Regions from separate parts of the Mus musculus genome. Here region 1 is linked to region 2. A link is a loop called in an ENCODE intact Hi-C map of the cell type or tissue named here. Cell type or tissue: heart. All regions are shown on one strand. Links, peaks and the distances in the headings refer to the core of each region. The heading gives the core; the rest is flanking DNA. Region 1 has its middle 14 kb from the start of Gm31482. Region 2 overlaps Rapgef5 (Rap guanine nucleotide exchange factor (GEF) 5).

Evidence for each region. A loop is a pair of places that touch in the nucleus more often than their neighbours do. Peaks named below come from ENCODE experiments on the same cell type or tissue, not always from the same donor. Only the 100,000 strongest peaks of a DNase experiment are listed, where the experiment ranks them.
Region 1: it touches region 2 in a loop (2.1-fold over the local background); 2 of 42 quality-filtered maps call a loop at or near these places.

Annotation. Positions count from the first base shown.
Region 1 is chr12:117,446,040-117,457,971 of GRCm38, forward strand. No RefSeq gene overlaps it. Among named protein-coding and RNA genes, the nearest start is that of Gm31482, 14 kb to the right of the region's middle. In heart, for the core only: a CTCF peak has its summit at 5,596 (motif pointing right); a DNase peak (open chromatin) is centred at 4,342.
Region 2 is chr12:117,746,994-117,758,925 of GRCm38, forward strand. It overlaps Rapgef5 (Rap guanine nucleotide exchange factor (GEF) 5), which reads left to right. Exons shown (of 26, transcript NM_001373989.1): 24 at 1,393-1,457; 25 at 6,429-6,483; 26 at 8,970-11,932. The coding sequence ends at 9,088. Among named protein-coding and RNA genes, the nearest start is that of Cdca7l, 91 kb to the right of the region's middle. In heart, for the core only: a CTCF peak has its summit at 9,284; DNase peaks (open chromatin) are centred at 4,688 and 9,198; H3K4me3 peaks cover 608 bases; H3K27ac peaks cover 2,937 bases.

The DNA of each region.
Region 1 (11,932 bases), core at 2,396-10,395, 300 kb before region 2:
TTTCCAGCTTTTCCACTCCTCAGAGCACCCTAATGGAGTGGGCAGCATTCCTGTTTCAAAGACACAGAAACTGGGGAGGTTGAATTTGAGGACTACCCTGGAGTTAGTCTCTCTCTGAAGTAAAGCCTGCATGTTCCAAACAGCTCTAACTCTGTCTCAAGATGTGCTTGTTAGAAAAAGCAGAATTCTGCACACGAGGTTGCTTTTCCACAAAATGATCGAGAGCAGTCTGCTCATCAGTGTCTGTAGAGAGTTGGGACAAGTGCCTCTCTGCCTTCAGTGTGAGGTATGATTGATCATCTGGGGGATTGTGAAAATGGATTGTTGAGCTCTCGTTCTCAAATTCAACATATAGATTTCTTTTTTTAAAAAATGTGCATGTGTGTGTTTGGGTGTATGTGCTTGTGAGTACAGTTGTCTGTGGTTGTGAGGCCAGCCAATGCCTATGTTGGGAACCAAACTACTGTCCTGGGGGCAGGAAACAGTTGCTGAGCCACCACTCCGTTTGCTTCTGGCTGAATATCTCACATTATGTCCTCGCTGATGCCTCTTTCCAAAGCACAGTCAGGATCAGTTAGATCTAGGTTGGAATTACAGACTCAAGGGCTAATTTTTGTTCCTGGCCTCTAGCAATAGAATCAAATCTCAGGGGCCAGGAACCAGCCTTCTGGGTCTATGTGGGGTGTTAGTTTGGTTTGTTAACAGTCCCACTCTGTAGCTCAGGCTGGCTGAGAAATCACTTATGTAACCCAGGTTGCTCCTGAACTCTCTCATAGACCCTCCTTTCTTAGCTTCTAGAGTGCTAGGATTAGAGATGTAAGACTCCCAACCTGGCGAGAGTCTTTTAAATAACTACCTGGCTGTTCTGCTCAACGAAGTGTGAATACTGTCATCCAATGGGCCTTTAAATTATTCTTTATCTCACATACAGCCTCATTTTTTAAATGATGCCTCATTCTGAGTGACAGCCATACTGCAGAACCATTTACAACTGACCATTAGCTGCTGTTGTGACCTGCCTCTGTGTTTAAAATGTCCACAAGGGATCTCTCAGCCCACACTTCATAAATAAAAACCAAGCGGGGGAAATGGAACTATTTATTCATTGATTGGTTTTTGAAAAGTCCTCCAGTTATAGCTTTTCCAGTTCATCAAGGGGAAAGAAGCTTCACTGATGATGAGTGGTTGTTTCATTCCACCCCAACAGAGTGAAATCAGGAGAGTGACGCCATTTCCCGAAAGCCACGCCCCTTCCTCTGTACCCCTCCCTCTTTTACCCTCTGCTGCTTTGGTTCCTTGGCCCTAGGAATCGGGAGTTGGGGGGGGGGGGGGAGCTACAGGCTGAAACTGGTGCCCTGCACTTGCAGCAGGGAGGCTGGAGCACTTCAGCTTCCACAGAGGTGGAGAGGTCACACAAAGCAACGTTCAAAGGCTGAGGGCCGGAAGCCAGCCTCATGCTGGGAGGTGCCCAGAAAGATGCAGGTGCTTCCCTCTTTGCGCCTGAGCAGCGGACTCTGAGGGACGCCAGCTGGAGGGGACAAGGAAGGGCATTTATAGTTTCCTTTGCCGCTGGCTCCTTCAAGCACCTCACACGGCACCAGGAGACGAGATGAGAGAGGGGTTGACACAGCTTGAAGAGTTCAGATATCAGTGGCCTGACCTGAAAGCACAATGGGGTTCGATGCGATCTTGCAGACAAGAGTCTTTGTCCTTGTATGGCTCAACTCTGCTGTTTTCCCAAGAGAACCTGTGCTGCTGCACTTGAAAACAATATGGAAAGATTTAGAAACTCCTTCAGCCCTGACCAGATATTCTCAAACTAGTTAGCCCCACCATCCAGGCGTCTGAGATGAACCTGTGCAGCAGAAACAAGGGCCCCTTTCTCCTCTCTGCTTTGGATCATGGGTCTCAAGCTCGACCAGTACAGTCGTCATTGTGGCTCCCTTGTACCGTGATCCCATCCAACCCGCAGGAAACGCACACCTTACAGGGCAGGCTGTACAATTGCTGGCTTAGTGGGAGCTGTCGTCATGTCCCAGCTCTCGTCTAATAGCTCAGGACCGTGAGTTTCCTGACCGTTTTTACATGGCCGTACTGTGTGCATAGCATAGCTCATCCACACCAAGTTCCTAGGTGAAACTCTTAAGTCTCCAGGGGGAAACCTACGTTTGGAAGGGTTTCGCTTGCTAGCTGGCAGCAAGCCTGAGATCAAAACTTGTTATTCAGAGTCAGAAGTAAAATTCCCGTGAGAGGCACAATCCACCCTATTGTTCTGCCTGGGGTCCTTGTGTCTCCTGTTGCCACGGTCTGCTAAGGCAGCCTCCAGGCTGATGGGACATTTTGTCTGTGGGCTTCCTCAGGATGGGTGGGTGTGATTCCCAAAGACACCTCCCTAAAAATAGAAGAGATTGCATATTTCATTTTACCCCCCCCCCTCTCCTTTTCTCCCCGTGCCAAAGTAGGCACAATAAGGGCACACAGGTAGGGTAACGGTAGAACCAGATCAGCAAAGACATTAATTGCCAGTTTTCACTGGGCCCTGCCCAGCCATGACTCACAGTGCGGAGAATGAGATAGGTGAATGAAATCACGAGTAAAAGGAGGATGTGACTACTCCTAAAGTATGGGGATATTTATTGTAGATAAAAGGGAGAAAGCAGGCAGAGGGAAGAAGAGTCCAGGCTGAACACGGCCAAGGGACCAAACCAGACGACGAGAAGAAAGGCAGAAAGGGAGAGAAAGAGAGTGGACCTGGACCTCAGTAAGAGGTGGCCCGGCCCAGGCCAAAATAGTTGAGTTATGTAGGTATCAGGCTGGGGCAAGGGAAACAGAAGCCCAGGCCCTGGGAGGGAGAGGTTTAGGGTAGGAAGTGGGGTGAGAAGTGTTGGGAGGAGCCACAAGTACCAAAGATACTGGGAAAGCTTGAATGTAAATAAATTATTCTTATTATAAATGTAAATGGTGAATTAATCTGGGGGCTGTATTTATTCACCTCATGCTAATCCCCAGTAACGTCCCAGGGGAAACAAGATTTATTTAAAATAAATAAATTTTATTTACCGTATTATCTGAGCAGTCAAATGATGTGCCTTAAATGTCTACCAATCTGGCTACCTCCCAGCCCCTTCCCACAATACCTGTATATTATTATTGATTTGCTTCTCTTGGACCCCTGTAAGACTCCGGGGAGCCTTAGCTTACCAGGGCCCAACCTGTGGTCTGAGAAATGCTAAGTAGCCCCTCCCTTCTGGATGGGTGAGTGTTTCATGACCTTCCCAAAGTTCTTGAGCTGACCTTTTCACCCCTTCTTCATGGCTCCAATTCCTCCATCTTTCTCACCCATCTGAATCTCCCTCTTTCCTTCCTCTTGCTAGTGGAACATCCCACTCTATTCTCTCTTCTGCCCACCCATTGGGTGGTCAGCATTTATTGATGAGGAAAAGAATAAGTGGTAAGAACAGTTTATACAAACTTGAGACAGGAGATTCTTTTTGTGTGTGTGTGCCTTTTTTTTTAAATTGGATATTTTCTTTATTTACATTTCAAAGGTTATCCCCTTCCCCAGTTTCCTCCCTCCTGGAAACCCCCATCCCATCCTCCCTTCCACCTACCCACCCACTCCCACCCCCCTGTCATCATTCCCTTATACTGGGGCATCTTTCGAGCCTTCATAGGATCAAGGACCTTTCCTCCCATTGATGCCTGACAAGGGCATCCTCTGCTACATATGCAGCTGGAACCATGTGTACTCTTGGGTTGATGGCTTAGTCTCTGAGAGCTCTAGGAGGTCTGGTTGGTTGATAGAGAGACAGGAGATTCTTGATATAAGCATTACAGTGCCAAGTCTGGATTGAAACTAGATATGATGGCAGAGAAATCAGCATTTGAATAACGCAAGGGTAAACTTTATAGTGTACAAAACAGGCCTTCGCTGGGAGGGACTACAGGTACTGAGGGATGCTGGGAGAGTTGAGAGGGGCCACAAGTACTGTGTTATATTGGAAGAGCTTGGAGGGGCTACAGGTAGTGAGACATGCTGGAAGAGCTGGCCATCGTGTTTGGTATGTTAATAGAAATCTCAGTCATTTGTCCCCAGCTCCTGAGACCTAGCACTAGGTACAGTTGACCTCAGGCACTACAGCCCTCTACTCCCACTGTAGTTACTGGGTGGGAGCCTCCAGGCTGCTGCCCTAGCCACCTCCCTGAACTGCAGGGCCTTCTGTTAGCATCCAGGCCTCTGCAGGGGCAGCATCCTATCCTCTGAGAGAGTAAACAGCCCCAGGGAAGCCTCCTTATCAGCAGGGTGTGGAAAGCACCTTTGTTTTCTTGCCTCCTTGAATTGGCAGCTGTGTGCTGTGTAAACAAGCCTGCTTGCTTAGGTCACTTGTCCCTAGGAAATCCTGGTTCCAACTCAGAGTCTATCACCTCTGGGGCAGGAAAGAAGGGTTTGGGAGCAACTTTCTCTGCTGCCACCTTTCCACCCGCATGGTTGGACTTGGCACTATTACTTTCTTTCTGTTTGTTCACCCCTTCATCTTTATTTATTCATTCAAAAAACATAATTGAGGACATTTACCCAGGAAAAGTCGCCTGAGGATGAGGGTCAGGAACACAGAATTCTGAAGTCAGGCTCCTTGGCCTCACATCTAAGGTTAAGGCAGTCTAGAACACAGGACTGTCTTGAATCACACAGGTCTTCCCCATCTCATTTTTCTTACCAGGAAATGAGGTATTTAGAAGTTAATAGAACTGCAATAGTTAAGCAATGCCCTGCACATACAGTAATTGCACATAAATCAGGAATAGCAGATCCTGCTCTCAGGAAAAATTCAGGCTGTGAGAAAAGAGTATGAACAATGGTGGCACAAGCTCATGGGCTGTGGCTAAACTGGTGGGCTGTGGCTAAGCTGGTGGGCTGTGGCTAAGCTGGTGGGCTGTGGCCGGATAAATTAGAGCATAACAAAACTAGTAAGAGTGTTACGGGGAGCTCACCAGAGAAGACCACTCAGAAATAGTCTTAGCCGATTGAAAGTCCTTATTCCTGTGGGCTGGGACTACTACTTAGGTATTCAGGACCCCCAAAACACACATCCTGTTATCTTGCAGCTACAGGGGGTGGCTTTGCCCAAGTGAGCAGCTTAACAGAAGCTAAGATAAACAGTTAGCTGGAAGGGGAGGTTTGCAGGAACAGGTAGTTTAACAGAAGCCAGGATAATTATCTGAGGCATCTTGATCTTGGGGTCCTAGAATAGAATAGTTGGGCAATTTTCCACGGAATTCTCCATCAAGGAGAACAAGTTCTAGTTAATCCTAAAATGGCTTCAACAATAATATGAGTTGGAGGAAACTCTACATTGTCTTGCCGTATCATAAAACTATTTACAGGATTCACATTCTACGATTAATACATTTGAAACTGATCCTTTTCTATGAGCCAACATATTTTTAATTGAGGACATACTCTCTCTTCATGTGCTGAATTGTTTAATAAGCGCTGAGTAAGTAAGGCTGACTAAAGGCTTTAATTTTTTAAAAATTATTTCTGTGCATGTGAACCTGTATGTAAATCTCTTACATGCAATGCCAATGGAGGCCAAAAGAGGGCGCCAGATCCACTAGACCTGGAGTTATTAGTGGTTGTGGGGTGTTGGAAACTAAACCCTGATCTGCGACGACAACAGTCATCCTGCTGTTATGTTCTGAGCCCTGAAGGCTTTTCTTATTTCTCATGTTTTCACATTGAAGCATGCCACTAACTTCTGCCAAAAATTTTTGTAGGGCATGTCTTTTGTTTCCAAGCAGAGCCTCTTTATTCAATACACATTTTATGAGGTACAACTTGTCAAATGATTTCCATTTATCATGTGTATGCTTCCCTGAAGTCCAGTGTGAGATTTCAGGCCCTTTCAATGATACTTACCTTTCAGCACAGAATATAAAGCAACTCAATTAAAACAGAGGGCCCTCACCAAATTCTTTCTGGAAATCAAGGCATTACAGTACCCACGGTTAAATTCATCTATCTCTCCCATTGAATTGATAGAGGTGATTTTAGTTTGTTTTCTGTATGCTTTTTATAATTGTAATTCGTTAAAAAAAAACTTATTCAGTCTGAAGTCTTTTGTATTCTGTCTTTTGATTAATTAAGATATTCCAACTAATTTTCACCAAAATGCAAGTAATTCTGAAGGGACTATTCCAACATAATTTGAGTGTATTATAGGATATGTTAGTGTGTATGTGTGTAGAAGGACTATTCCTGCTTTTTTGATGACTGATTTTGTTTCAAGGCAAGCCATTGTGTAATTAATATAAAATCTGACATGAGAATTTTGTGCTTAAATTATTTTGTTTTTATCTAGACATATTTGTAATTTTTTCCTACAATGGCAGTCACTATTTCCTTGAGTAGCATATCACGGTGGTTTGGGCACAGTTAAAAATTCTGTGTTCTACAAGCATTTCCAAGTATGCCCCGTAGCTTCCTTAATTTAGCAAGAACTCTGTTTTCCCACAAATCTGAGCTTCCCTCACCATTGGTGCTTCTATTATTACCAAAAAGCGCATGTTATCATCTGCTTTGATCTTTGGTTCTGAATTTAGGATTACATTCTGAGAAGCATCAGGTCATTGTTTTGGGATCAATTCCACCCAGTATTATTTTGATAGCATGAATCATATGGAAAAACTTCAAACGTCAATGTAACTACTCCATTTTCTATTTCAAATATCTGAGGATTCATGATGCTTAAATTTTTGTCAGTTCAGCACAAAGTAGTCACCTTGCAAGAGGAGCTGCCAGCGAAGGAACAGCTTTCACTGGGCTGGCCTGAAGGCAAGTCTGTGGGTCATCTTTTTGATTAATAGTTGGCGTAGGACGGCCCAGAACATTGCCCAGAACAGGTGGTCCCAGAATGCTTAAGAAAACAAACTGGTCAGGCAGTGCTGGCACATGCCTTTAATCCCAGCACTTGGAGGCAGAGGCAGATGGATTTCTGAGTTGGAGGTCAGCCTGGTCTACAGAGTAAGTTCCAGGACAGCCAGGGCTACCCAGGGAAACCCTGTCTCGAAAAACAAAACAAACAAACAAAAACAAAAACAAAACCCTGAAAACTGAGCAAGCCACAGAGATCAAGCCAGTAAGCAGTGTTCCCTTTTGGTCTCTGCTTCAGGCCTGTTTCCAAGTCCCTCTGTGAGGGACTGTGAGAGGGGAGTAGAAGGCATAGGAGCAGATGGATAACCTATTAGAAGCCCTGACTTTCACAAGTTCATTTCAGCCAATAGTCTTATCCCAGCAACAGAAAACAAACTAGAACAGGACTCTAATATAAAAAAAGTTCTTGCATCTCTTTGGCAGCCCTTCTTTTGCTAGTATAGGCAACACATGCAAAACTCTATCCTTCATTTTGTGTATGTAAAGATCGGAATTCAAAATGAATGTTATTAATTAGAAGAACTGATTTCTGACTCAACTGAGAAGTCAGGTACAGTGTGGTGTGTAAACTCACCTTCAGCAGCTGCTCTTGTAAAATTCTTTGAGATACCATCTTCTTAAAATTATTTATTTATTTATTTTGTAGCGGTTGACATGTCTTAAGAAGTGTACCTGGTTGCCATGTGCCCACTGATGTAACCAGGTCCCTCTATGGTGAATTGTAAATAGTTGTATAAGCTGTGTATTCAACTTTCTTGATATGTAGAAACCCAGTACTTAAACAGTATTTTTTCCCACTTTATCTTATTTTACACATACGGATGTTTTGAAGACATGTGTGCCCATGTACCACTTACTTGTATGCTCCATGGTTTTGGAAGCTAGAAGAGGGCATAAGATCCCCCTAGAACTGGAGTTACACATAGGTGTGAGCTATCATGTGGGTGTTGGGATTGGACCTGTGTCCCTTGGAAGAACCACCATTGCTCTTAACCATTGAGCGATCTCTCCAGCCCCTGTTCATTCATAATATGAATGTTTTGTTTTATTCAGTTCTGCCGGAATATTTCTTGCTAAAGAAAGGTACCAGGTAGTATGATAAGCAGTGTCACATTTTAAATGAAAGGCTACACCGGGGCATCCAGGTTACTCATTTCTCGAGCTGAGCAGGGCTGACCAGTCTGTCACCATCCCTCACCACTGACTTATTTCAGATTATGTTAGCTACTGTGCCTTGGTGGCCTTGCACATCTTTAAGGCCACTACACTTGCCAAAACACAATTGGCTGTCAAATCAAGTTCAACAGCAGAAGTGATGGCATGGAGTCTGCCTCTTGCCACTCTCAGGAGGGGTTAGAGGCTCAGTTAGCAGCACGATAAGGATATCCACCATATATTCCAGTTTTCCTCCACAGAAGCTTAGGAAGAGGCTAGTTATTGCTGGGCATCTCTTAGAATCAAGTGCATGTTCAGTTGAAACCTTCCATTCCATGGGCCTTTAGATTGCAAAGCAGACCACAGTAGAAGCAAAGAGTACAAAGTGGACAAACCTACTCATTTTGCTGCACACATCACTAACATTATCCTATATAAAAATAAAAGGTGCTAACCATAAATTTGGAGGAGCAGGGTACATGGTCTTACTGGCTGAGAGAAGTAAGTATGCCATTTATTTCTCAGGAAGAGTGTCCAACAGCAAGGGAAGAAGGTTGCGTGGAGGTTTCTTAGGATAGGAAATCCCTGTGCAGATTCTTAAAAGATAAGTAAGGAAGATGGTTCCATCAGTAAAGTGCTTGCTATGCCGTTATAAGGAACTGAATTCAGTCCCAGCACATAAAAGCCTACGGTATGACAGCATGTACTTGTAACACCAGCACGTGAGGAGGTAGAAATAGGAAGATCAGGGCCACTGAGGTTTGCTGCCTAGCAAGTCTAGCCAAAATGGTAACCTCCAGTTCAGTGAGAGACTCAGCCTCAAAAAAACAAAACAAATACAAATACAAAAACAAAATAAAAAAAAACTGTGGAGAGTGAATAAGGGGGGACACCCAGTTTTGACTTCTGACCTCTACTTACATACACATACCCATGCCCCAGCACACACACCTACACACAGATTCATGTATGCATACAAATACACACACACACAGAAGTGCACAATTGGCTAAAGATTGCTAGATGAAATCAAAAGTGCTATCCAGCAAAGTAAGTAATGAACAAAATGAAAAGCCACTTACATGATGGTGTGAAATATTTGCAAACCATGTGTCTGATAAGGGCTTGGTATCCAAAACCTGTAGTGAAAATTATACCTACAATTAATATCAAGAAAATACATGATCTCATTTTTAGATAGTCAAAGGAACAAAATAGGTATTTTTTTCCCAAAAAAAAGACCGACAGTAACTAATAGGTTTATGAGAAGGAGCTCAGTGCCTCCAGATAGGGAAATGCAGCAGACAGAGCTAAGGCCTCCAAATAATCACAATAAATATTATCAGAGAAGCGTAAGTTAGGGGTGTAGAAAAGAGCAGCCTTTGAACTATGTTGGTGGCAGGTACGTGGATTAGTACAGCAATTATGGAAAAGAGTACGTATTTTTCTCCAAATTATAAATAGAACTATCATATGATCAATCTAGCAAGTCCACTTCTAAGTGTATATATAATACACTAGAACTCAGTATGTCCAAGAGATGTCTGTGCTTCCATGTTACAGTATGTTGTATGATAGCCAGGATGCAGAATGCCCATCAACGCATACATAGGCATGGAGAACACACTATGTACATAGAGTACACTTCTATAGCTCCCTACAAAAGAAGGCAGTCCTGCAGTCCACGACAACACGGGTGAACCTAGAGGACGTTATGCTGAGTGAGATAAGCCAGTCACAGAAAGACAAATACCGTATGTTCTCACAGATTTGAAGAATCTAAAACAGTCACACCCGGGAACAGAGAATTCAGTGCCAGTTGCCAGAGGCTGGGAGAGAGGGAATGAGGAGGTATTGGCTAAAGATATTAACAGTCTTTCCTCATGCCAGCCCTTGAACAAGCCCCAGACATCTACTGCATGACTTACAAGATTCTAAAAAGCAGCTCACTCTAGCTGTTTTTCACATGCAGAAAATGAGGGGGAGAAGCCTTCTGGGGGTAATGAGTGTATCTGTGGCATAGATTCCGGCGAAGCCCCCACAGATGCATAGTCACCTCTAAACTCACCAAGCTGCATGTACTAAACACGCATCACATTTTGTATACCATTACACCCCAATAAAGTCACTTTTTAAAAAAATATGAAAGTATTAAGGGATCCCAATGGAGAACTCAGGGCAAAGACTGAAGGAGCTGAAGGGGTTTGCAATCCCATAGGAAGAACAACAATATCAACCAACCAGAACCCTCCCTTCCCCCCAGAGCTCCCAGGGACTAAACCACCAATCAAAGGGTACACATGGCTCCAGCTGGATATGTAGCAGAGGATGGCCTTATCAGGAGGGGAACCCCTTGGTCCTGTGTGAGGCAGGACTGGATGGATGGGTGGGGGAGCACTCTCATAGAAGCAGGGGGAGAGGGGAGGGGATAGAGGGTGTGTGGAGGGGAAACTGGGAAGGGGGACAATATTTGAAACGTAAATAAATAAAATAACCAATAAACAATGAAAAAATAATGCTCACAGCAGACACATAAGTCTTTTGTACAGGTGATTTAATCCTCTTTGAAACAGTGGATGAAGGATGCTGCTAGACATGGCTAGAGGCCAGGCTAATCTGCCCTGAGGATTACAGAATACCTGGTTCCCCACTGAAGCCTCCCTGGTGAGTGCAGCCTACATAGCCTCATTTCCCTGCCCTTTGCCCCGCATAGCTTTTCTGTGTGGCTAGGGCATGTAATTTGACTGTTTGACTGCTTGTTGTCTCCCACAAGGTTTTCATTGTCTTGCATGGTGCCTCTGGGCCATAAAGTAAAGCCTTAAGCTTCATCACAGAACAATATCGTTCCGAATTGCTTGATGTCGTCTAATTCGGTGGTTCCCAACCTTCCTAATGCTGTGACCCTTTAATACAGTCCCTCATGTTGTGGTGACCCCCAACCATAAGATTAACTTCATTGCTACTTCATAACTGTAATTCTGCTACTGTTGCGAATCTTAATGGGGATATTTTTTGGAAATAGAGCTTTGCCAAAGGGGCTGTGATCCACAGGTTTAGAACTGCTGCTCGGTGCTGAGCATTTGTGAAACAGTTTGGGAAAGATTTATGGGTGGAAAGGTGATAGATTTTGGATTGGACTTAATAGATTTTCTCTTTTCTCAAATGTTTAAAATTAGGAATTAACTTTGAAACTGCTTTAATGTTCCCTTTTGATATTCAGCTGCTTCCTTAGCTAGTGGGCCCCCATCCCCTCACTAACTCTCCCCCCTCTATTCCCCGCACTCACTCTCTCCCCCCTCTCTATCCCCTCACTCACTGTTTTTCAATGGCTTGCTGCTCCTGGTTTATAGCTGCTTCTTCTTACAATATAGCTGCACTTCCTGTCTCTCCTCCTGCTGCATGTAAGAGCCTCATTTTCTTACAGACATTCAGGGCTGAATGGGTCCAGTGGGCAGGTAGGAGTTCTTTCTTTAAGACTGATTGGCCATTCCCACGGGTATATTACAGTCTTAACCTTAGTTGATTAAATTCCCAGTGTTGGGAGATCCGGCCACATCTACATGAGAAGCCTGAAACTGTCAGTCTCTGGTGAACTGAAAGTAGAAATATTTAAAAGTGAATTCCTCACCCACAGAACCAGGCCCCCAGACTGAATTTTCCATTATTGCTCAAAATCCTGTTGGACAGCAGATATTAAATCAATTACCAAAATCTATAATGAAATTTTTGAGAGATGTCTTTTTCTCTCAACTGACTTATTATTCACTGTAGTATTAGCAAGATTTGCAAGGTCAAACTTTCCTCACAACACTTAACCAAAGGAGCATTTTTCCTTAGTTTCTG
Region 2 (11,932 bases), core at 1,662-9,661:
CAGAGCCTTAGATGCTGCATAGTGTGTCTCATCCCCAATCTTTAACTCTGAGCTCTTTCCTACAAAAGGAGTTTCTTCTCAGCGTCTTCAGCCACTTCTGTGGGCTGTGGGTAATAGTGGGTAAGACTCAGGCCCTCAACACTGAACTCAGGCTCAGCCACTGAACTGGACCCCAGTTCCTTAGTTACTTTAAATCTAGTGAGTCTCAAACCAAAGTTAACTTTCACTTTTTCCTGTTCTAGCACATCAGCGATGCTGTCTGTCCACTGTTGCAGTAAATCTCTCCAACCTAATTATGCCCCAGCAATGAAAACACAACACAATTAATATAATTACATGCTGTGCACCTAGATCGGGCAGATCTGCTGCTACACTACCATCTTCCACATCTATGAGACCCCCTTAGAACTTGCAGTTTCCCCAGGTCTGCTGCTGCTGCTGCTGCTGCTTCTTCTTCTTCTTCTTCTTCTTCTTCTTCTTCTTCTTCTTCTTCTTCTTCTTCTTCTTCTTCTTCTGCTTCTGCTTCTGCTTCTGCTTCTGCTTCTGCTTCTGCTTCTGCTTCTGCTTCTTCTGCTTCTTCTGCTTCTTCTGCTTCTTCTGCTTCTGCTTCTTCTGCTTCTTCTGCTTCTTCTGCTTCTGCTTCTTCTGCTTCTTCTTCCTTCTTCCTTCTTCCTCTGAGTCCTCTCCCTCTTCCATTTCCTCCTACTTCTCTCTCCTACCTTCTCTTTTATCTACCCAATCATCAGCTCTCCTTTATTTTATAAATTAAGGTGGGAAGCAGGTTTACAGGAAATCACCTGAGTGCTGACTCTTTGTTTGCAGCCACTCACCAGAGAAGAGAATTAACTTCAAATATAACTAGCCCCAGGCTATCCACAACAGTCCACCAGTTAAATGGGGCCAACATCCTGCCCTTTTCCTTACTTCTGATACACAGACTTTTTCATTTTTTCATGTTTTTAATGTAAACTTGAAAATCTGAATCTTAACTGTTTTGACGAAAGCAAGTCCCATTTGTATTAGCTGGCGCGGATTTTTTAAAAAGCAAATATAACAAATATTAAGTCCCTGTTGCTTATGAATATTCATTTATTTTCTGCTCAGTATTTTGACCTAAAAACCTAATGGACCAGTTAAGTTACAAACTAGCATTAGCTTCAATCATGTAGGCTAAAACCAACTTTAAGTGCAAAATATTTAAGGAAGTCTATTCTGCCCACTTAATTTTTATATCAGATGTTATACAGTTTTAGCTTCAAGTTGCCTTGTCAAATATGTGGCATAGTTTCAAAATGCTTAAGCAAAAACATGATAAATTGCATGGTTGCAACAACAACGCTGTTGTTTCATGATGTCTTCCTAATAGTACATTATCTTGTTTTTACCTTTCAGATGTAACGTTTATTCATGAAGGAAATAAAACATTCTTGGATAATCTCGTCAATTTTGAAAAGCTGGTATGTAAATTTCATTATGTTTCCCTTCTTCTCTCTGTAAAGGAAACACGCTTGTCTCTTCAGCTCTAGGAAGCAAACGGTCTGAGTATCTCTCTCTGTTGTACACAGAGTAACTCCCAGGGTCTCTTTGGGCATATGGAACAGTGCCATCACGATGCTTGCAAGATTCTGAGAATCTGATTCTTTTAAATAGCATTTCATTAGCTTAGCACCAGTGACTGTGTAAACACAGAACCGGGCATAAAAGCTGATGTCAGGAGTAGTCCCCACTTGTGAGAGTTCGGTTACTTCAAAAGCATCTCTTGATGCCCCAATGTAAACCACTTCGAGACAGTGAGCAACAAACTCCTCCCAGTGGACCTATTGTCTCCTAGTACACCAAGCTCAGATATGCACCTGAGATTTGTGGGTTCTACAAGTGAAGGGAAAGGCTGCCTCCTTATTGATCTCTGATCCTGGACCTCCCTGCTGATTATATGAATTCCTGAGCAGCTTCTCCCAAGTCTCCCTTCTAGGACAGTCGCAGTCCTCAGTGGGTTCCTCAGACCTTCTGCTCTGTCCTTGAGCCAAAAAGAAGCTGCCTACAGAACTGAGTGGGACCGAGTGGGTGCCCCACAGCAGTGCTCCAGAGAGACAGCTCAGGGACCAGATGAAGGCACCTGTCTGACAGATGACCTTTAGTGTCACAGATGAAATGTTACATCGTGGTCAGAGGTGACCCCAGCCAGCACTCCCCTCTAGGAACCTGACCTTTGAGTGACCTTTTCAATGATGATAATGGGCTATATGAACTCTTTCGGGAGCCATCCAAGCTCCCTGTGAGACTCAAGTCAGGCTTCAGAGAAGGTCATTTGAGGCTGAGGCCCCTGACCATATTCTGTATGGAATTATTTGAAGAATAGCTCAGACTGAAGTCTCCAAATGGTGTCTGGTGTCTGACACCTTAGCACTTACAACTCTGTTCTAGTCAGTCACAAGACCTCCAGGACACAAGGGCTTAGACCCACAGGAAGAGTAGACCTAGCTCCCCCACAACAACTCAGAGCCCAGCCCAAAACAGACATCCTCCAGCCGCTCTCTATAGCAGCCCTTAGCAACCCTGAAGATGTTGGCTTCATGACTGGTTATTCTAGGAAGTCAAGATGCAGAAGTGTTTTGTTCCTAAAACATTTCTCTCTGCCCTGGGTATCTCAGAATCAGAGCTCAGTTGTTTCCCATGCTATTGAGAAGCCAGCATGGTCAGAGGTGGGAATGTGAGCCACTGTCATCTTGCATTGCACTACTCTGTGATACCCCAAGGATCCCAGTATACCTGTTAGCAGCCAAAGGCCTCAATCACTAGAGTTGTCAGTCTGAGCAAGTTCATCTCCAGTGTGTGGCATCTATAAACAATCACAGGGAACCTTTTGGTCACTATTTACTCTGCCTCCTGTTGATGAGTCTGTTTCATATCGCCAGAAGACCTTTCAGGGCATGTGTGAGGATGTGAGATATTCTGTATCAGCTTGCATGGATCCCCTCTGACGCAGTGGGGACACAGGACAGAAACTGTACTCCTTATAAACGATCGCCTTTTACCAGCAGATGAGGAGTAGGCCTTTACCCTGAAGCAAACAGTGGCCTGGCTACTGTCTCTTCTCATCTAATGCCACACCAGTGAAAGAATGGAAAGAATTCTACCCAGGCTAAAATGGAGAGAGTCACAGGGAGCTTTAAGCACTCTCCACCCTCTTGTCCACATCGTTGCCTGTGGTCCTTAACTTTTTCCTCCAGCAATTCATCAGAGCCCAACAGAAGGGACTGACATAAGGTATAAATGCAGACTCTACTGTCTGTAAGAAAGTTTAAAAGCCCAGAAGCTGAGCATGAGTCTCTAATCCCAGCACTCAGATAGCTGAGGCAGGAGGATTGCCACAGGCTCAAGATCAGCCTGAGGTACATAGTGAGTTCCAGGACAGCCTAGGCTACAGTAGAAGATACTACCTTAAACAAAGTTAGCAGCTTTCTTGACCACCAGACAGCTACCAGTGGCACATCATTGTGTGCATGTGTGTGTATGTTTGTTCATGTGTGTGTATTCATCTGTGTGTTTGTGTACATGTGTGTATGTCTATGTGTGTGTGTGCATGTGTTTATGTGTGTGTGTGTACATGTGTGTATGTCTATGTGTCTGTGTGTGCATGTGTGTGTCTATGTGTGTGTATCTGTGTGTACATGTGTGTATGTCTATGTGTCTGTGTGTGCATGTGTGTGTATCTGTGTGTACGTGTGTGCCTATGTGTCCGTGTTCCTTGCTCTTTTGTTTTCCACATTATTCCCTTGAGAGAGGGTCTCTCACTGGACCTGGATCTAAGCTGACAGTCAGCCATCCCCAGCCATCCTCCTGTCCCTGCTCCCCAGTGCTGAGCTTACAGGGACACACAACCATGGCAAACTTTTTAGGCACCATACCATTCTCCCAGCCCTGGTATACCAATAAAGAGATGAAGGTGTGGTAATGGTGGCCTGGTCCTTACAGCAACCAGCATTCCAAGCGCAGCACGCCTTGAGTTGACCTATCTATGCGGAAAACACAGAAGCAGTTAGGTTTTTCAGAAAGACAAAAATCAATTTTATATCATACTTGGGCCAGTGTTCCACTCAGGCGTTGGAACGTCCTCACAGAGACGGTATTCTCAGAAAATGTCACTCAGCCGAGGACGGACGAACGAGGTTTCACTGAAGCTCTAGCAGGATCATCTTTCACAGTAATGAACCAATGGGACCTAAGTGAATTAGCTTATGAGGAGCCAATTCCTCATGGTGGATGTTAATTTAAGCCAGTCAGCAGATAACTCAGGGTGTTATCTTTATCTGGCTGACACAGGCCAGCGCATTAAATCAGGACCACATGCAGATCAAAGTGCTCATTGAATGCAATAAGATTCGCATTGTTCCCTGGGCTAAGTTCCTTGCTGCCTCAGCAACTCTAAATGTTTCCACCTCAAACTATGAAATGTTGAAGGAGCAAAGGGGTCTCTCCCTTTCTTTTCATCCCCCAATATTATGAGCAGGATCTTTTACCGAGTCCGCCTCCCTCCCTGTCAGAAAACCCGGAGATGAGAATCAGGACTCAGATTTCAGTGCTGCGCACAGCATTGAGCCTTACCTCAGCTCCAGCCTTTCAGGAGCTGTACAAATGGCACAGGATAGGAATCAGCGTGACGCCAGAGCCTGTAACAATGGAAAAATCTGTCCTGGGAATTGGGGTAGAATTTGGGGAAGGAAATGGAACAATCGTTCACACAGACGTGAGTCAGGTCCCATTTCCTTTGCAAATTCCGCCTGGAGTGCTGCCGTAATCATTACCCCTGCTGAGTCCTCTACTCTGGAGAAGCGTCGAATTAGCCCATCTGCAGGCAGGATAATTTAATCAGACTCTCGATTCACGTACTGCCTCTGTCTTTCCGCTGGACTGTAAGTGAGAAGATTTGAGCGTTAGCGTTATTCTTTTAGTGATAATTTACTGACCGTTTGTCATCTGCGGATGCTTCAGTGTCTGGCCTGTGCAGGCAGGCTATGATGATGGTGCTCGGAGGACCAGATAATGAATGTTAATCCTCGAATAATGGGATATCCGGGGTTTGATATGAAACAAAGTGAGGGGTTTCTGTCCTCCTCCAAGGGAATAGGACCAACTGTGACAAGGACATTTAGGGCGCCTTCTGGCAGATGTGTAGGAGGAGCTGTCCAGAGTGGAGGTTGGTTTCTTCCAAAACCATTATGGAGAAGTAAATGGAGCAGAGTGAGCTAAAGGCTGATTGTAGGGACACAGTGTGAGAGGTATGGACCCTGCTGCACCCACGTCTGAGCGTGTAGGTCTGTCACCCCAGCTACTCAGGAGGCTGAGGCAGGAAGAGCGCAAGTTCTAGGCCAACCTGGGCAAGCAGGTGGGACACTCGATAGAAATTTTAAAAATGAAAAGGGTCTGGGGCTGTAGTGGCTCGGTGGGTGGTAGAACACTTCCTTGTCTAATATGCATAAGACCTAAGCATGGTCTCCCCGCCCCCCACCCCAAAGATGCACATTTCAGATAACCTTTGTATGGAGATCAGGAGGAGCTAAAGGAAAGAAACTAAAGTTAGAAAACTAAAGCCAGTGAGGAAATGTGAGTTAGAAACAGAACAGTCCTTGGTCCTGTGAAGGCTCAGTGACCCAGTGTAGGGGAATGCCAGGGCAGGGAGGCAAGAGTGGGTGGGTGAGTGGTGGAACACCCTCATAGAAGCAGGGGGAGGGGGAGGACCAGGAAATGGGATAACATTTGAAATGTAAATAAAGAAAATATCTAACAATAACAATAATATTAATATTAAAAAGAAACAGAACAGCCTTTGTAAAATGCTGATGAATTCACTCTGCTTTCGCGAATACCTCACTTCCTGCTGTTGTTGGAGCCCTCGAGTCCACAGAACCATCCGGCCTCCACTCAGGACATGGAAGTGGCTCAGTTGGTAGAGTTGCCAGCTGAGCACTCCAGAGTCCCTGGGTTTGATCCCTGCCCTGTAGAAACTGGGGCAGTAGCACAAATGTGAGCCTGTGCCCTGAGTGTGCACAGCCCTCTCGTGGTGCCTGATTAGGAGGAAGGCAAAAGTCCCAGAAATGACAGTAACCCAGAGTGTGCTGTACTCTAGGAACACCTCACCTGCAGAGGAAACACAGGCAACATGTGGATGGGAAACTGGGGGCCCCAAAGATAGCATGCTCTCCTGTGGCTCAGAATACCTTGACTATTCGGGAGGCACTCTTCTTGCAGTCACAAAATCAATAGTCTTGAATAATTCACACTGCATACAATCAATTAAAGTCATGTCCAGCTCCAAGTTGAGCTCTTTGCTTTATACCCAGAGGGATTAGACTATTACCCATCCCAGGCAGGTTCTGTGGCATCAGTAAGTGACCCTTCTGTTTCTGTGCTCCCCCTCTGTCTTTCAGCACATGATTGCAGACACTGTCCGAACCCTGAGACACTGCAGGACTAACCAGTTTGGTGAGTAGTTGGACTTGGGGCGCAATGGCTTTGAAGTGATGTTGACTGTAAACATTTAAGGAGTACTTGGTGGACCCAAACTTCGACTTCTACTACCCAGCCCCTCAGATTTACTTCTGAGTTTAGCCCCTGCTTCTAGTTTTCTTGTTTGGATAGGAATACAGTTCCTTAGGTTCCTGAAATATCCTTCCATTGTGTCCTTCCCTTCAACTCAAATGTCCTATCTACAGCTGAGCTGTCCTGCCTGCCAGCTGAGAAAGTATGTTTTTCTTAGCAGTTCTATAGAGTCCTCTCTGAGACATATACAAGGATATTCTTCCCATTTTGAATCTCAGGTGTATCTACCCTGCCTTTAAATGGAGTTAGCATTTGCAGGAAGGGAGGAAATTCCCTTTACTGAGTTGCAGGAGCTTTCACCCAAACCACTGAAGTCCTGCCTTGGTCCTAGTAGCTAGGCATCCTTAATCCTGTACGTGCTGAGCCCAGAACCAAGGCTCAGAGAGGCTACTCACCCTTTCCTAGTCCATTGCTTTGCCCTGTGCTGACTGTATACATAGAAATAGTAATTAAGAGAGAGGGGGAAGGGGGGAGGGCTAGAGAGATATCTCCTTTGGAAGTTAAGAGTGCTTGCTACACTTGTAAAAACCAGGGTTCAGTTCTCAGCAACCATGTGACAGCTCACAGCCCTCCACGTCCAGGGGATTTGACACCCCGTCTTATGTCTGAAGGCTCCTCCGTGCATACAGAGGACATACATACACTTAGGCTCACATGAAATAAAATAAAGAAATAAAGCTCAATGATTACAAATCAAAGATGAGCAACCTGGTGTTAAGTAGAACTTAAGTAATACATCTTTGTTGCATCTAAAAAATGTATATAGAGAATCAGAGCCTCTCCCACCAAAGAAAGTACTCCTAACTGTTTGGTATGCATTCTTTAAATGCTTTTTTGATAGTGCTCTGCCCATAGCTATCTATAGTATCCAATTAGGGGCTGAACCTCCTATATGTGTTATAAAGTAGAAAATGAGAATTACAAAATACAGAACCTGATAATATAAATATTCATTTTATTTAATACCACTTGGTAAATCTTATGTAAATTTCCATTGAGTCCTCAAGTACAATGCAGTCATAATAGAAAGGGTGATACTGTTGCCACAAAGAATCCTTCAGATGTGTTATTGACAAGTATTTGGCCATATTTCTCTCATCAGTCTTTGCTTCCAAAGAGATCACCAGATATTCAGCTAATTCTAAAGCCACCATTCTGATCCATCAATGGTCTGTTCCCAGTATGGGGAGGAGGGTCCTACTGGCTTGGCTTGAACCTACCACTCACCGGAAAGACTGCACAGCCCAAAACAAAAGAGAAACTTAGCTGTCCACGGTGTATATTCTTAACTTGGATTGTAACTAAATTATCTGCCTTGCTTTTAACCATTTCTTTCGATGAGCCTCATTAGCCAACGTCAATGTGTGGGATAAAAGAAGAAAATGTCACTCAAAACAGTTATGTCCTATGAAGTGCTGCACAAGGGTCGGCTGCGATTGCCAGGACTGTTCATCATGATGTCTTTCGAATGCTTGCTAATGACAAACTTATCTGTATAGCCAGCTAGTATTTACCAAACTAAAAGCACTTTTATAATGTCTTCCAGAAAAGTATTCTAGAACAATAGTCTATCAGTCATGGTTAAAATTCTGAGCTTCCAGTGTTTACTGCTGAGACCAGGAAGTCCAAGAGTTACAAGCTAGCTATGACAGATGCCCCTTGAATTATTTTTCTTGTTAAATATGTTCTTCATAGAAGAGGGAGAAACTGCTTTTCCCAGAAATGCCGCTGGGCCCGCTTCCTGTAAGACTCTGTGAACCCAGTCCTTATGAAAGCTGTCCCTAGCATGGCATGACCGTAGTCTCTTATGGCCTTTGGCTTTTTATCTTCTTGGATTGCTTTATCCTCCTGGGTACACTGTAGCCCACATGCATACTTAGAGAAACTGCTTTTTCTACACCCATTCCTAAGAATCTATTCTATGGTATATGTTCCTTCTTTTTCCTCTAAATAATTAGGACACAGAAGTGTACTAGATCGAAAATAAAAATAAACAGATGAGTAAATGATTTAGTAAGCTATTGTGCTCAGAGGCTAATGTCTCACAATCTCAAGCTGATGTAATACATTAAACCAGGGCATGGGAACTTTGGCTCAGGAACCATCGGAGCCTGGTTTCGAATCCTGGCTCTGACATTTACTTATGTGACTTTGGAGTTTCCTCATCTGTAAAGGGATAACAGTGTGGCTTCTGAATAGTCTCTCCAGTAAATATGAGTCAGCCTGCATGAGCTGAGCTGCAGTTGTTTATCTTGAGACAAGGGAGAGCCATTCTAGAGCTAACGTACTCTAAACCATCATTACTGCATTTAAGAGTAACACCTCTGCTCCTATGACACTCATTGTCCATTTTCCCTCTGAAAAAATAGGAAGTGACGTGTCTCCAAAGGAGCAGCAAGAGCTGAAGTCCTATGTCAACCACCTGTATGTCATCGACAGCCAGCAAGCCCTGTTCGAGCTCTCTCACAGGCTGGAGCCTCGAGCCTGAGCTGTGCCAATGCATCTGCCCTGCATCTGCAACTCTTAGAGCAAGCAAAGGCCTCCGTTCAGCATGTTGCTTCCTGTAATAAAAGAGGTTGCTGAGTTTTATCAGCATACCATGAGACAAGTGCAGGAAAGCCAGCCAAAGCACGTTCAGGAAGTGATGTCAGCCACCAGAGGCGAGAGAGCTCCCCCCACTGCTGTCAGGGAGAAGACAGGAGTCAGAGCATCCTTGGAACAGGGTCTTCCTTATGATGACGATTTCATTCCAGTCCAAGTTTCAGCTTATGAGGTGCCAGCATTAGGAGGTGATTGCTCATATAGCAAGAAGGACTGTCACTCTGCCTGGTCACCTTACTGCTGATTGGCTGTCTGCTCACCTTATTGCCAATTGGCTGTTAAGAGACTGTGGACAGCAAGGGCAACTCCAGATGTTCCAGAAAGAGGAGAGGCCTCTGTTGCTATAAACTTAACATCACCCTGGAGGGCATGTCCTTCTGTGCAAATAAGAAATGCGCGGCACACACTTCTTTGCATCCACAATCATTTGCCAATGTATATGCAGATGAACTAGTTTCTGTACCACTGATGTACTTCTGTAAGCAAGGTAGACTGGGTTTCTCATCCAATAAGGAGCTTGGCATTGTTCAGTTTCTATGAACTGTCTTTACATATATTGTTGTTGTTGCTGAGTGCAGTTTTCAGAAAAACACAGGACCTGGATCGTGAGCGCTCAGTGTTAGTTTACTGGGGTGACAGAATTTCCAGTGTCTGCATTCTGGTATCTGATGGAGTCTTGGTGTCTGACATTACTCCTCCAAGTTCCCTGCCTACAGGATGCAGAACATCAACCCATGAGGGAGGGTGAGTGAAGCCAAGTATATGAAGCTTAACAGTTAGCCTGCTAGACTCAGTAATTGAAAAGTATCCAGAGATGCCTAAAGTCTTACTTACTTGGGGAGTCAGAGCCCCGTAGTCTACTTCCCAAGCAAAGCCAGAGTCTTTCTGCAATTTGCCTTTTACCTTCCTATTCTTTGTTTTTATAAATTGGGCCTCATATACCAAATAAGACCTCTTGGAATTCTCAAGGACTGGTTTGAGGATCTCCCTGAATCTTCAAATGAGCTTGTGGTTTAAAAAAAAAAAAAAATGCCTGCTCTCCCATGATCTAGATACTAGTTCCTTCACTGTGTGCAAGTTCCCATCTGAGTATTTTGTCTGTGCATTTGCAATCTTGAGTATGGGTATGCTGTTCACAGCCTTGGGAGTTGGTTGGGGGTGGGGGTCAGGGAGGGGAGCTGTGTCCACACAGATCTGCTTCCTACTCTCTTTGCCACCTGGTCCATTCTCATTACCAAGGTCTGAGCTATGCCTGTTGCCACCTGATTTCCTGAGAGCTATGCTGTTCCCTGGTTTTGGGACCAGTGAGCTTGAAACACTGCTAGAAGGAACCATATGGGAAAATCTTGGTAGAGCTTTCAGAGAGATTGCATCTGACCTAGCATGTAAAATTTCAGCCCTAGAAACTTAACAGGGGTTTATAGAAACACCCCCAACTGAGGGTGATTCACTCAGAAAATGATTTACACGTCTGAGGGCCGGTGTATGAGACCAGAGCTACAGAACCAGGGAGAACAGGCTGTCCTGACGTGTGGACAAGCACAACCTCTGAGGATAGCACACACTTATAGCACAAATACGAATGTCTTCCCTCCAAGCTAGCAACTGGACTGGGCTAGTGTATCATACCAGGCCATTTTGACATTGTCTGTGTTCTGCGAGTATTAACGTTAGCTCTACATTGTTTCAAGCAGAGCTTTACCTTGAGAACTCATTGTAGATGGAGATCTGTTTCAGTAGAACACTGTCTAGGCTCTAGCTCAGCTGGGCTACACTGGCCACACCTGCATCATGCTTGACACACTTAGAGAATCCTGCAGGACATGAATGGGAATAGCCCTAGAGAGCATGGGGCAAGGCTGCCTCTCCCTCCAAAGCAAAAGTCAGATGGGATTGTTTGCCCATCCTGTCTCCAGCATATCTAAAAATCTCTAAATCCTTCTCAACTTTAACACCTGGTTCTAGGGATTTCTCAGGCAGCAGATTTAGGAACTTCAGAAGCTTCGCAGAGTCTTAAATCTCAAATTAAAGAAAAGTTCAGACTGGTCAGACCCTGTTTCCACAGGAAGCTCTTCCTAAGGAAGCCAAGCCCTGTATATATACCCACAGGAGTCAGCACTTCCAGGCATGGGATGACCCAGTTCCTTCTCCAAAGCCTCCAAGGGTTCCCAGACCCAGTGCTACTGTGTTGGAAGAGTGGACCAGAAGATGTGTAAAGTTCCTTCCAGTTCTCCTTTGGATTCTTGTGATTTCATGAATCTCCATCCCCTCCCTAGATCTTGTATAATTGGCACCTTCTTGGCCTCTTTCTGTTGACAACACAGCCCTCGAGGGGTCCTGTGCTTTGGATTCTATCCCTGCAAAGCGAGCTCCTACCAGAGTCAGAACACAAGTCCATCTAGGAAAAGTCACAAACGTTCTGAACATCTCAAAGGATTCGCACACACATTTGCAGATGCTCCACAGCCTCCACGTGGCAACTTGCCGACAGGTTACCGTAGCACATGGTGTAACTCGCAGTCTACCTTTTTAGTATCTTTAATTGCATTGAGAATAGATTCCTTTTCCTGCTCCAATATCTACAAGCAAGCAGTGTAACTCATACCTTGAATTTAGAGGCATGAAAATAAAGTCCCACCCCTCCTAGTTTGTAGGGAGGTATTTCATAGGCGGACAGTCTTCTGAGTGAGGAAGCGGGAGTATGGATACGTGGCTGCTTGTATAGACCTCT